Linked DNA regions of Homo sapiens: region 1 is linked to region 2. The links are chromatin contacts, found by Hi-C or POLR2A ChIA-PET in ENCODE. All regions are on one chromosome and are shown on one strand. The core of a region is the stretch at or near the end of the contact, and the rest is flanking DNA. Distances in the headings are between cores, read along the strand shown. Region 1 has its middle 39 kb from the start of NHSL1. Region 2 overlaps NHSL1 (NHS like 1).

Region 1 (5,705 bases), core at 1,760-4,259, 83 kb after region 2:
GGCTGCAGTGAGCCATAATTGCACCACTGCACTCCAGACTGGGCAACAGAACAAGAAAACCCTGTCTCCCCTCCCCGACACCCCCTTACCAAAAAAAGAAGTCATAAATGACTTCAAGGTTTTTGGGATAAGCAACTGGAAGGGTGGATTTGCCACGAAATGGGGAAGTCTGCAGTGGGATAGATAGGGGTGGGGGACAGGAATTTTGATATGTTCATGAGGTCAGTTAGACATCCAGGTGAAAATGTGGCAGCTAGATATTCATATCTGCAGTTCAGTACACCAAATACCAGACTGCCTTACTGTAAAACAGCAAAAGACTCATGACATTGACTAGGAATTATCGTAAACTGAGAATTTTCATTGTGTGGTGAGGATCTGCTCTGGCAGAGAGAGCCTGTTCTCTCACTTCCCTACAGGGCATCCATACAGACTGATCTAATTTTAGACATGACACTGAGCTAGTTGCTGGGGGGCCAACGTCAAGCAAGAGACAAAGGAGGGTGGCTACTCACACACAGAGGTTGAAGGTAGCTTTCCAAAATTAAAAAGAGGGCAAGGGAAAATTAGAGTAAAGGAAATCTAGTCAAACATAGTCCAAAACAGCAGTCTGGGAGAAACCTGTGGTATGGCATGTGTTAAAGGAATCTCATTTATTTTGGGGGCTCCAGTTTTTCCCCAGCTCATAGACACTTTATCTTTTGCAGATAACACACCAACAATGGATCCATTCTATGGTTTCACAAAGGTGAGTGAGGACTGGGGAGCGACTAAGACAAACTCATTTTCAGCCAAGTGTGTTATCGTAAGTCAAATAACATACAAATAAGGATTTATGATATTTGCCATACCAACCAACATTGACTTTCTGTGGCAAGCAGAAACGACACTGGATGTTTTAGCATTAAAAGTTCTCACTGGACACGGAAAAGCAGCCATCTCTATAGGAGCAGTCTTGTAAACCCAAACCTAAAAGTGATGGCAAACATCAAACTAATGTTTTGTATTTAAATCATGCTTACAGACATCACAAATTTAATCATCTGCATTCAATCTTTTCAGCATTTATAGATTCCGTGGTTTTGGAGAGGGACATATGTCATCTTTTTTTTTTTTTTTTTTTTTTTTTTTTTCACTTTAAGCTCTGGGATACATGTGCAGAACGTGCAGGTTTGTTACGTAGGTATACATGTGCCATGGTGGGTTGCTGCACCTATCTACCCGTCATCTAGGTTTTAAGCCCTGCATGCATTAGGGATTTGTCCTAATGCTCTCCCTCCTCTTTCCCCCAACTCCAGACATATGTCATCTTCTGAGTATGCTACTTGTTTTAAACTTCCATCGTAATTTACTGACTGACAATTCAGGTGGACAGCTCTTACACTCCCTGGCCTCTTCTCTCTAAGATGAAAAATAGGCTGCCAATTACTGACAGAAGAAGAAATACAACGAGAAGAGAAATAACCCAATAATTAAGGGGAGCTCATTCCCAATTCCTCAGTACAGCAGTCAACCTAAAATAAGGACATTTCCACCTATATAAGGATAAAACCATCCACCCATAGATTTCTCTCTTCCTGATGTGGAAAGAGTTTGTAAAAATAAAACAATTTTATGAAAGGCACCATCTTGAGCAGTTCAAATCTTGTTTTAAATTTTTATCAAGTATTTGTTCTGCCAGGAAACATTTCCAAAAAGGAAAGGTTTTGTCTCAATTGCTGTGGCAGCAAACACTTCCGTTGGAGCTGTTAGAGCGGTATCAGGATACTCTCACTGGCTTACATAGCTTTCAAAATATTTGTGTTGCTACCACGCTCCTTTGCCAATATATGTGACTTGTAATACTTTTTTATTCATCTGGATGTATTTATACAACTGTGTAGGTCCAGAAAACTTTTTAAAAGTTGGCGTAAATATGCTGTGATGAAAACTGAGAAATACATCTGCCTTTCTCACTATGTAGAAATACTACATTTGCAAATTAGGGTACAAATCAGTCTTCACTTTCAAAGACCAAATTAAGCCCTTAGAGAGGTCAAATTTAAATAACATCACTATATATTACAGAGAAAATACCAGCATCTTATGTAAGCTTTACTTAATCCTCAATATTTTATTAGGCAGATCCATTCTCAGAGCTAAGGAGATCTTTACTCAAGGGATAAGATGATATGATTAACGGATAGAGTTGGGATTTCTTGAATATTCTTTACAAACCTGTGTTAATTATTTTTGTTATTTGGGTCATGATTAGCAGGGAAACCCTTTACAAAGTCTCTGGCTTTGCTTTGTTCCCAAAGTCAATCTTGGAGAAAGAACCGCCAAAAGCTGGCACAAGCAGTAGCACCTTTACAGTGGGCAGGAAAACAACCAGAAGTCTTGGGGCTGCAGAGATCCAGGCCGGCGAGAAGTCCAGAGCATCAGACAGGAAGAGTTTCCTGGGGGTAGGAACAGTGACTGGCACATGGTAAGTGCTCATCAACACGCAATGAAATAACACACCCCAAATTCTATCAAAATATTTTGGTCAGAGTTGATGAACTTCAGAGGTATTTCAAAATGTCGACAAATCTTGGATACCCTTTGACATATAAATTAGCCACCTTGGGACAATATTGATCTCTTTTGCATAAAATACTGGGTATTCTGTTACAGCAAAACTTTTCCAGGAAAAAAGAAGGGACTTGAGCTTCCTTTGTCCTCTTAAAATTAGGAAAGGGTCTAGATAAAGCAAAAGTGCAAATCTGTAGGAGATGGCTAAGGAAGGAGAGATAGAGTACCACCACTGGGGGCTAGGTGTGTTCATATACTTCATTTTCTTTTGCCATGCCATCCCACATAGCTAACACCAAGGCATTTTCTGAGGCCCCTTTCTCATTTGCTCTGTTTGGAATTAGAAAAGTTGCTACTCTCAGTGTCTGGTATAACCCAGTTTCCCCACGTGATCTTCTACCAAGTCAAGCATCCTCTGGGCATCTGCCAGGCTCGTCAGCCAGGCTCCTGTGGTCCTTTGCCTTCCCTTTCCTAAGAGACCACACATTAAGTCACTGTTCATCCTCCCCTGAACCTGCTCCCAATGTTCGCGCCCTCGAGAGAGCAGAGGCGTCTGTCCCAACTTTTATTCTGAAAGTTCCAGCAACAATGAACCTTGCACAGTTCACTCAGTGAAACAAAATAATGAAGAACATAGATGGCCTCTTGTGGTCAGCAAAGCCGAGATTTTCTCTTTTGCTCTCAAATGCTGTCTTGCAAAATTTCACAAGTACAAACATATGTTATCATCTGACCTTTTGAAAACTATTCTGTGTATATATAAATTCACTTAAAGTGTACTACAACTTGTGGCTCCTAAAGCTCACTTTATGCTATTTATATCTTTTTGTTATAAGAAGACATTCCAAAGAAAAAGTGGTGATGAGCACTCACATTTCTGTTATCATGCACCCCCTCCCCCAAGTTAAACCCACAGTCAAGTCACTCAGGCCTTTTGTTTCAATGGATCTCAGGGTTAACCACATTTTGACAGTAACAACAACAAAAAAAGTTCTAAATGTAATCTAAGTTAACAAAGACTGATAAATGTCACATAATCACCAGATAGAAGATGAACACTGCTGACATTAAATCAAATAGTTTGTCATTCTGTTGGCTGTCAAATTAGGATCTCTTAATTTTAAATGCAATTGCTACATACGATTTTATAAAATAATTAATGTTCCTAATTTAAGACTACCCATCTTCCACCCCGCATCCCCAATACCATATCCTGCCAAACTGTTTAATCATGCAAAATCTATTAATTGCTTAAAGACCCTCAGGTTGTTTTCAGCAGTATTTTCTTCTGATGTTTAACACAGAAAAATACATACCCCTGCATACATCTGTACCTGGTTAATGGTGGTGACATGATGTCCTGCCTTTATCACACGGGTCCATCTGCCTTGCCTATTAACTATCACCTTTTCTAATGCATGTGTAGACTACTGATCACATCCTTGTAACTAGAAGGAGTTCAATATGGCTTAGGTGTAATACTGCTCCCCCAATGAGCCATCACAGAGGAGGACAGCTAAGGTGAGGTAGGGGGCCTAAAAAAGACAAACATGAAAATCAGCAAATAAAGGAAACCAGAATAGGTAGAAATGGAACAGGAGATATTAAAATGAAGAGTTTAACTGAAATCTTAGCTAATGCTTTCAGTAATTCAAGTCATTTGATTCAGTTCCACAAAATTACCCAGAGCATGAATCCTTGCACAGAGCATGCTCCAGAAACAAGCAGACCCCAAGTTCTCCTCGTTTTAGGCGGCAAAACTCTGTTAACTGCTCTTTCAGTCCATAGGGTAGCATCTCAATTTATAGTATTACACAACCTATTTAGCATGGTAATCTGGCTTCTACTGCAACAGATTTAAGAAACAGATTTTGACTACTCATGGAAGGAAAAAAAGAGAACTAAAAAGCATGATAACGTTTTCAAGGGAAAGACAAAAGAAATAAAGGGCTAGCCAGCTTTGTTTCATTTATTAAATTCCAAGGGCTTTCCCCACCAGTTTGAAAAATGCATGTTATTACCACTGTGTTTATTAAAAGTGCTACTTTAAATTGCAGATTGAGCAAGTGGGAATTCCCTTTGGTAGCTGTAGATTACCCACTAACAATTATATGCAATTTTAAATGAAAGGAGGAGGAAAGAACCAGGAAGAATTGTAGAACAATGGTTCTAAAAGCCACTGATAATTTATATAAAACCAGACATCTAAATGTATGATAGTAAAATGTCCAGAGTCACACAGATGCAATATTCCCAGGGTTGCTTTGCATTTTGATTTTTAAAAGTCTTTCAAAATGGTGCTCAGAATCAACTAGCATAAACTTTGCTCACTGATTATCTGATAGCTTATTACCAGATTTAAGAAGGGGCTAGGGACCTTCCAGAGCAAATGGTTGCTTACTAGCTCACTTGAAAAATGCACTTGTTTCAGCACAGAAATAACAAATCTGTTTCTGATTCCTAACATTATTTTCCAAATGCTGCCAAGAAAAGAATCTAAGGAATTCTTTTACATACACAACATACAAAAGACAACTGGAAAGAGGCCTGTGATCTGTTCCAGGGTGCACGATGACGAAGGATAGAGTTAGTTTCTAATATGAACTGCCCTTGTGGGAGCAGAGGCACATGCCTGAGATTGTTCATAGCTGTAATCTCCAACATAACTCTTTGCTATTATTAGACAACTTAAAGGCCTTCCTAAATCAGTAACTTGTGAAGCAGAAGAGTATAGGACCCTATCGTTCGGGGCATGCAGGCAGCTGGGACACACCCAATTCCACAGAATTCACCACTTTTCTGCTCCATGAAACTAGATTTCTACCTCTTGGAAGACACATAAAGGCTGAGGAAGGGAAAGAACCTGTCTAACACAAACCAGGTTAAAAGTCCCTAGAGAGAATGCGAAACCAGGTAAAATCCATTAGTAAATTCAGGAACTTGAGGTCTGTGATGCTTATAAAATATAGTGAAATTATTCCTGGGGCACAGAAGGATATATGTATGCATCCTGTCCATATTAAAAGCAACATCAGGCCAGGCGTGGTGGCTCACGCCTGTGATCCCAACACTTTGGGAGGCTGAGGCGGCGAATTACTTGAGGTCAGGAGGTCGAGATCAGCCTGGCCAACATGGTGAAACCTCATCTCTAA
Region 2 (4,897 bases), core at 1,002-3,501:
TACCCAGGCTAGAGTGCAGTGGCAGAATCACAACTCACTGCAGACTCAAACTCCTGGGTTCAAGCGATCCTCCCACCTCAGCCTCCCGAGTAACTAGGATGACCGGCACAAGCCACCATGCCCAGCTAATTTTTGAAAACTTTCTGTAGAGACAGGGTCCTGCACATTGCCCAGGCTGGTCTTGAACTCCTAGGCTCAAGCCATCCTCCTGCCTCAGCTGCCAAAGTGCTGGAATTACAGGCTTGAGCCACTGCACCAGGCCCTAAGAGCTCTAAACTTTCTTATCACACAGTGAATTAAAATATTTTGGATCTTAACTATCCCATATTAAGCGATCCTTTCCTCAAATGAAAGAAAATACTTAATTAGAACATATATGTTTAAACTGATACAGTAAGTTGTTTGTAATCATATTTTAGAATAACAAATTATGTATTAAAATCATATAACATAATGAATATTCAAGAACTCACTACTCAACCCATGACCTAAAATATTACTAAAAACCTGCATCTCCCTCCATGCCCCATCCCATCTCCCTACTTCCCCAGAGGTGACCACTAGCCTGAATTTTGTGTTCCTAATTACTCCTTGTTATATGTGTGCGTGTGTGTGTGTGCGTGCGTGCATAAACTTGCTTTGACTTTTACAAAAATAGTATTATTCTCTTTGTGTTTTTCTTACTATTATCTTTCTAAGACACATCCATGTAGTTGTGTGAAACTGTAATTCATTCATTTCACTGGGGTATACATTCCACTCCAGTACTAATTTATTCACATTTTTTATTGATGGACAATTGGGTTGTAAAAGATGCTCTTTGTATTATCTCAACAATGCAAAACTCCCCATAAGAGAATGAGAATGGTTAGGAGGAAAGGACTGTGGCAAAGGCTCTACTCCCCATACAGTCATTACTGGGGGAAAAACATGAGCTCTAGAGTCGTAAGTCTAGGTTTAAATCCTGGTTTTGCTTTTAGGGGTGATAGATGTGTTCACTCTCTTGATTATGGTAATGGTCTCCTGTGTGTATACATATGTCAAAATTTATTAAGTTGTATACTTTAAATATGTATAGATTATTTTATGTAAGTTATACTTCAATAAAAGGCGTTTTAATAAAGAAAGATCTTGTTTCAGTATTTAAAAACTATGTGATCTTAGGCAAGTGATCTAATCTCTCCAAGATACAGTTTTCTCATCCATGATATGGGCATAATCAAAGCTACTTTGCATGGTTGCAATAAATACTGAATATATTCACATACAGCACTGAGCACAGTCCCTGGCGCCTGAGCCTTTCCATGTGCCAAGTGCTTGGCATCATACTGGAAACACAGAGATCAACAAGATAGGGATGCTGTCCATTAATCTAGAAGAGAAGGCAGGTATAAACAGACCCTGATTATAGAGTAGTGGGATGGAAACAGCAAGAGAAACTGGAATGGGTCATTGGAGACATTCTCACTGGTTTGCAGGCAAAAAGGCGTGGGAATGACAGACCCCAATTTTCTCATTTTTGTCTGCAATGGCATGGAATAAGAAGGTGCCATAACTGCAGAGCAGTGAGCATTGACTCATTTGTGTTTCTACAGTTTCCTGAAATTACTCACAGAGACCCAGTAACACATGATTGGACATGGAGTAATCACTTCTCGACTGTAAGCTGCCCTAGGCCAAGAATGGGATCCATATACTGAGACCAAGTAGCACTTAAAAACTTTTTTGGGGGAAAAAAAAATTGAGTGAAGCATACCAGACAAGTCAAAGAGGAATAAGAGATGACAAAATTGGGCATAATGAGGAGGAATTGAGGTAACTGAGTAATCTTGCCCTTTTGCTTAACCAGCATGGTGCGATGAAAAGAAATGAGCTGCAAGGAGCCCCGCCTTCACATGCTCCCTGCAAGGAGCCCCGCCTTCACATGCTCCCTGCAAGGAGCCCCGCCTTCACATGCTCCCTGCAAGGAGCCCCGCCTTCGCATGCTTCCTGGTGCTTTCGAGCTATGTGATCTTGAGAAAGCCATTTCATATTTCTGAGTCTCCATTTCCAGATTAAAATAATAGTAATAGCTATTAAAATAATCTGTTTCATGGGGCTGTTTGTGGAAAATAAGATCTAATTTGTGAAAAAGTTCTATATCCTAACGTGTACCCCGATGAACAAGCTAGCAATAGCATAAACACTGGTAGTGCCACACCTAGATAACCTGTAAAGCCATGACAATCAGAAATTCGTCAGTAGCTGCTGAAACCTCTCAAATTTATTGCCTTGGGCAGGAAATTCTATGTGGGTGGAACAAAAGACGAGATGATTGGGAGAGTGGCCAAATTTTTATAAAAACAGACATTGTCTATTGAATCATTTTCTTTGAAGCGTGGTTTGAAATACCAATCAGCTTAACAATACTTATCATCATCATCTGAGCATCTAGTCTGTGCCAGGCACTGTGCTAAGGGTTTCACAAACATTAATTTACTTCAACCTCACACCAACTCTCCAAGGTAGGTTAGGGTAACTATGTAATTTTATCGAAACCAGAACACCTCTGAGAGTGAAAGGGGGTGCAATTAATAATTACACAGAATAACAGCTGTAAACCAGGGCTGTTCTAAGCAAACCGGAACATGTGGTTTTTATCTCTTTACAGTTGAGGAACCTGAACCTCACAGACGAAAGCAACTTATCCAAGGCCACTGAGCTCTGACAGGTGGAAAAGCTGCCCCAAACCTACGCTCTCAAGCATCATGTTAAATAAGCCTCCTGTGTTTACAGGTATGGCAGCAAGGTTACTGCCTTTTCTTCAAAGTCTTCCTTTGATTTAAATATTTCTTATCAACAAAGCCTAAAACAGAAGCTGACATGCCAGTTCAAAGAATAACAGGAAACAGGGAAATTTCGATTTCTGTCACGACTATTAAAGCCAACTGTTTACTGCCAAAAATCTAGATCTAATACATCTCTTTAGGGGTGAATTTTACACAAGAGATTGCATAACTCATGATTGATATCCTTTCTGCTAAGACAATGGGGATTCTGTGAAGGTTTCCCAGATTCAGTGAACGTATCATCAAATATAACTTCCGATAATGGCAGGTGGAAAAATTCCCTATCGACTCACAGTAAGTATTTTCGCACTGATAACTGACCTGCCTTCAAATGCAAGAACCTCTTTGGCAGTACTTGGCATATGCTGAAAACTGAAAAGAGAAAAAAGTCAAAAACAGTACACAAAGCAATGGTGTACTCTTTGATTTCAGAGTTGAATGAAAAGGTATTTTCTGGAATTTCTTTCTTTCTTTTTTTTTTTTTGGAGATGGAGTCTCACTTACTCTGCCGCCCAGGCTGGAGTGGAGTGGTGCGATCTCAGCTCACTGCAACCTCCACCTCCCAGATTCAAGCAATTCTCCTGCCTCAGCCTGAGTAGCTGGGACTACAGGTGCATGCCACCACGCCTGGCTAATTTTTATATTTTCAGTAGAGACAGGGTTTCACCATGTTGGCCAGGCTAGTCTGGAACTCCTGACTTCAAGGGATCCGCCTGCCTCAGCCTCCCAAAGTGCTGGGATTACAGGCACACACTACCATGCCTGGCTTATTTTCTGGAATTTCTAAATTGCTTTGCCAACAGTATTTTTTTCAATGCATCATGTTTATGTTTAGATGATATGCATAACATATACAATTGGAAATATTTTCAACAATTTTCTTCTTGCTACACTATATTCCCACTTTGAACATCAAAGATATGTGTGGATCTCGTTAGCAAAACATCTTTCTTCATAACATAACACATAGAGTCCTACTTGGTGTTTCACATTAGGATAATGAAGATAATTATTCTAGAACAATTAGCCAGAGTAAATAACCAGAATCGACGTCCTCTAGGTTCTCTTTTCTAATTTATATGTCCTTAACCTTTGCCATATTAGCAACTCATCTTAAGCACATAATGGATTTTTAATATTTGTTGAATGCAAATTAGATGATTTTTGTAAGAAATACCTCTTTTAAAGTCAATAATTTGTTAACTCATGCATCCCTTCTTCCATATAGTCACTGCTCTTTGTAACACACCCCTCCCCTCAACACCTACTAGGAAATACAAAATAAAAGGTTTTCCAGATCGAATTTCCCTTCCAAATTGACTCCTACACACTCTATATTTAAAATGATCCCCTTTGGGAGGCCGAGGTGGGCGGATCACGAGGTCAGGAGCCCAAGACCAGCCTGGTCAACATAGTGAAACCCCGTCTCTACTAAAAATACAAAAATTAGCTGGGCATGGTGGCACGTGCCTGTGGTCCCAGCTACTCGGGAGGCTGAGGCAGGAGAATCTCTTGAACCCAGGAGGTGGAGGTTGTGGTGAGTCAAGATTGTGCCACTGTACTCCAGACTAGGTAACAGAGTGAAACTCCAACTGAAAAAAAAAAAAAAAAAAATCCCAACTGTTAGGGTGATGTTAAGAACATGAACCACGGTTAGGAGTCTTAGTCTTAACACGGAAGACCATACTGCTGGCCTGGAGCCCCTTTCAACAGTTACTGGATTCCCACTTGATTTCAAATGATAGCTTGATGATCTACTAAATCCCATGAAGATTTAGGTCTATTTCTAGACTTCTATTCTGTTTTTAATATTCTGTTATACTGGTTTGCACATTCAGCTGCCACAATGGAGGAATCCCTAACTCTATGTTCTCATACCGGGTCAAGTCAGTTCTTCCTTACTGCTCTCTTGTTTTACAGCTTTCCTAGCTACACAAACTTTAGATTCAGCTTCCTTAGTCGTCTCTCTCCTCCTCTCATCCCCCAAAGTAGCCTCAGATCAAGACAAAACAGAACAGCCTATAATCCCAGCACTTTGGGAGGCCAAGGTAGGTGGATCACTTGAGGTC

Evidence for each region. A loop is a pair of places that touch in the nucleus more often than their neighbours do. ChIA-PET counts read pairs that join two places held with the same protein, here RNA polymerase II (POLR2A). Pooled maps may share reads with other maps.
Region 1: a loop to region 2 is called in a pooled map, with 1.9 times the contacts of the local background. The contact joins two enhancer-like sites. A Hi-C loop is called at or near these places in 2 of 50 pooled maps. POLR2A ChIA-PET finds 5 or more read pairs at or near these places in 3 of 52 experiments (A549, H1 and WTC11).

Annotation. Positions count from the first base shown.
Region 1 is chr6:138,535,499-138,541,203 of GRCh38, forward strand. It overlaps a transcript of NHSL1 not described here. Among named protein-coding and RNA genes, the nearest start is that of NHSL1, 39 kb to the left of the region's middle. RefSeq lists an enhancer at 2,479-2,648. Within about 2 kb of position 3,010, at least 4 of the 41 ENCODE cell types and tissues checked have a DNase peak (open chromatin) inside an H3K27ac peak, as active enhancers do.
Region 2 is chr6:138,453,585-138,458,481 of GRCh38, forward strand. All of the region lies in intron 3 of NHSL1 (NHS like 1), which reads right to left. Among named protein-coding and RNA genes, the nearest start is that of MIR3145, 21 kb to the left of the region's middle. Within about 2 kb of position 2,252, at least 11 of the 41 ENCODE cell types and tissues checked have a DNase peak (open chromatin) inside an H3K27ac peak, as active enhancers do.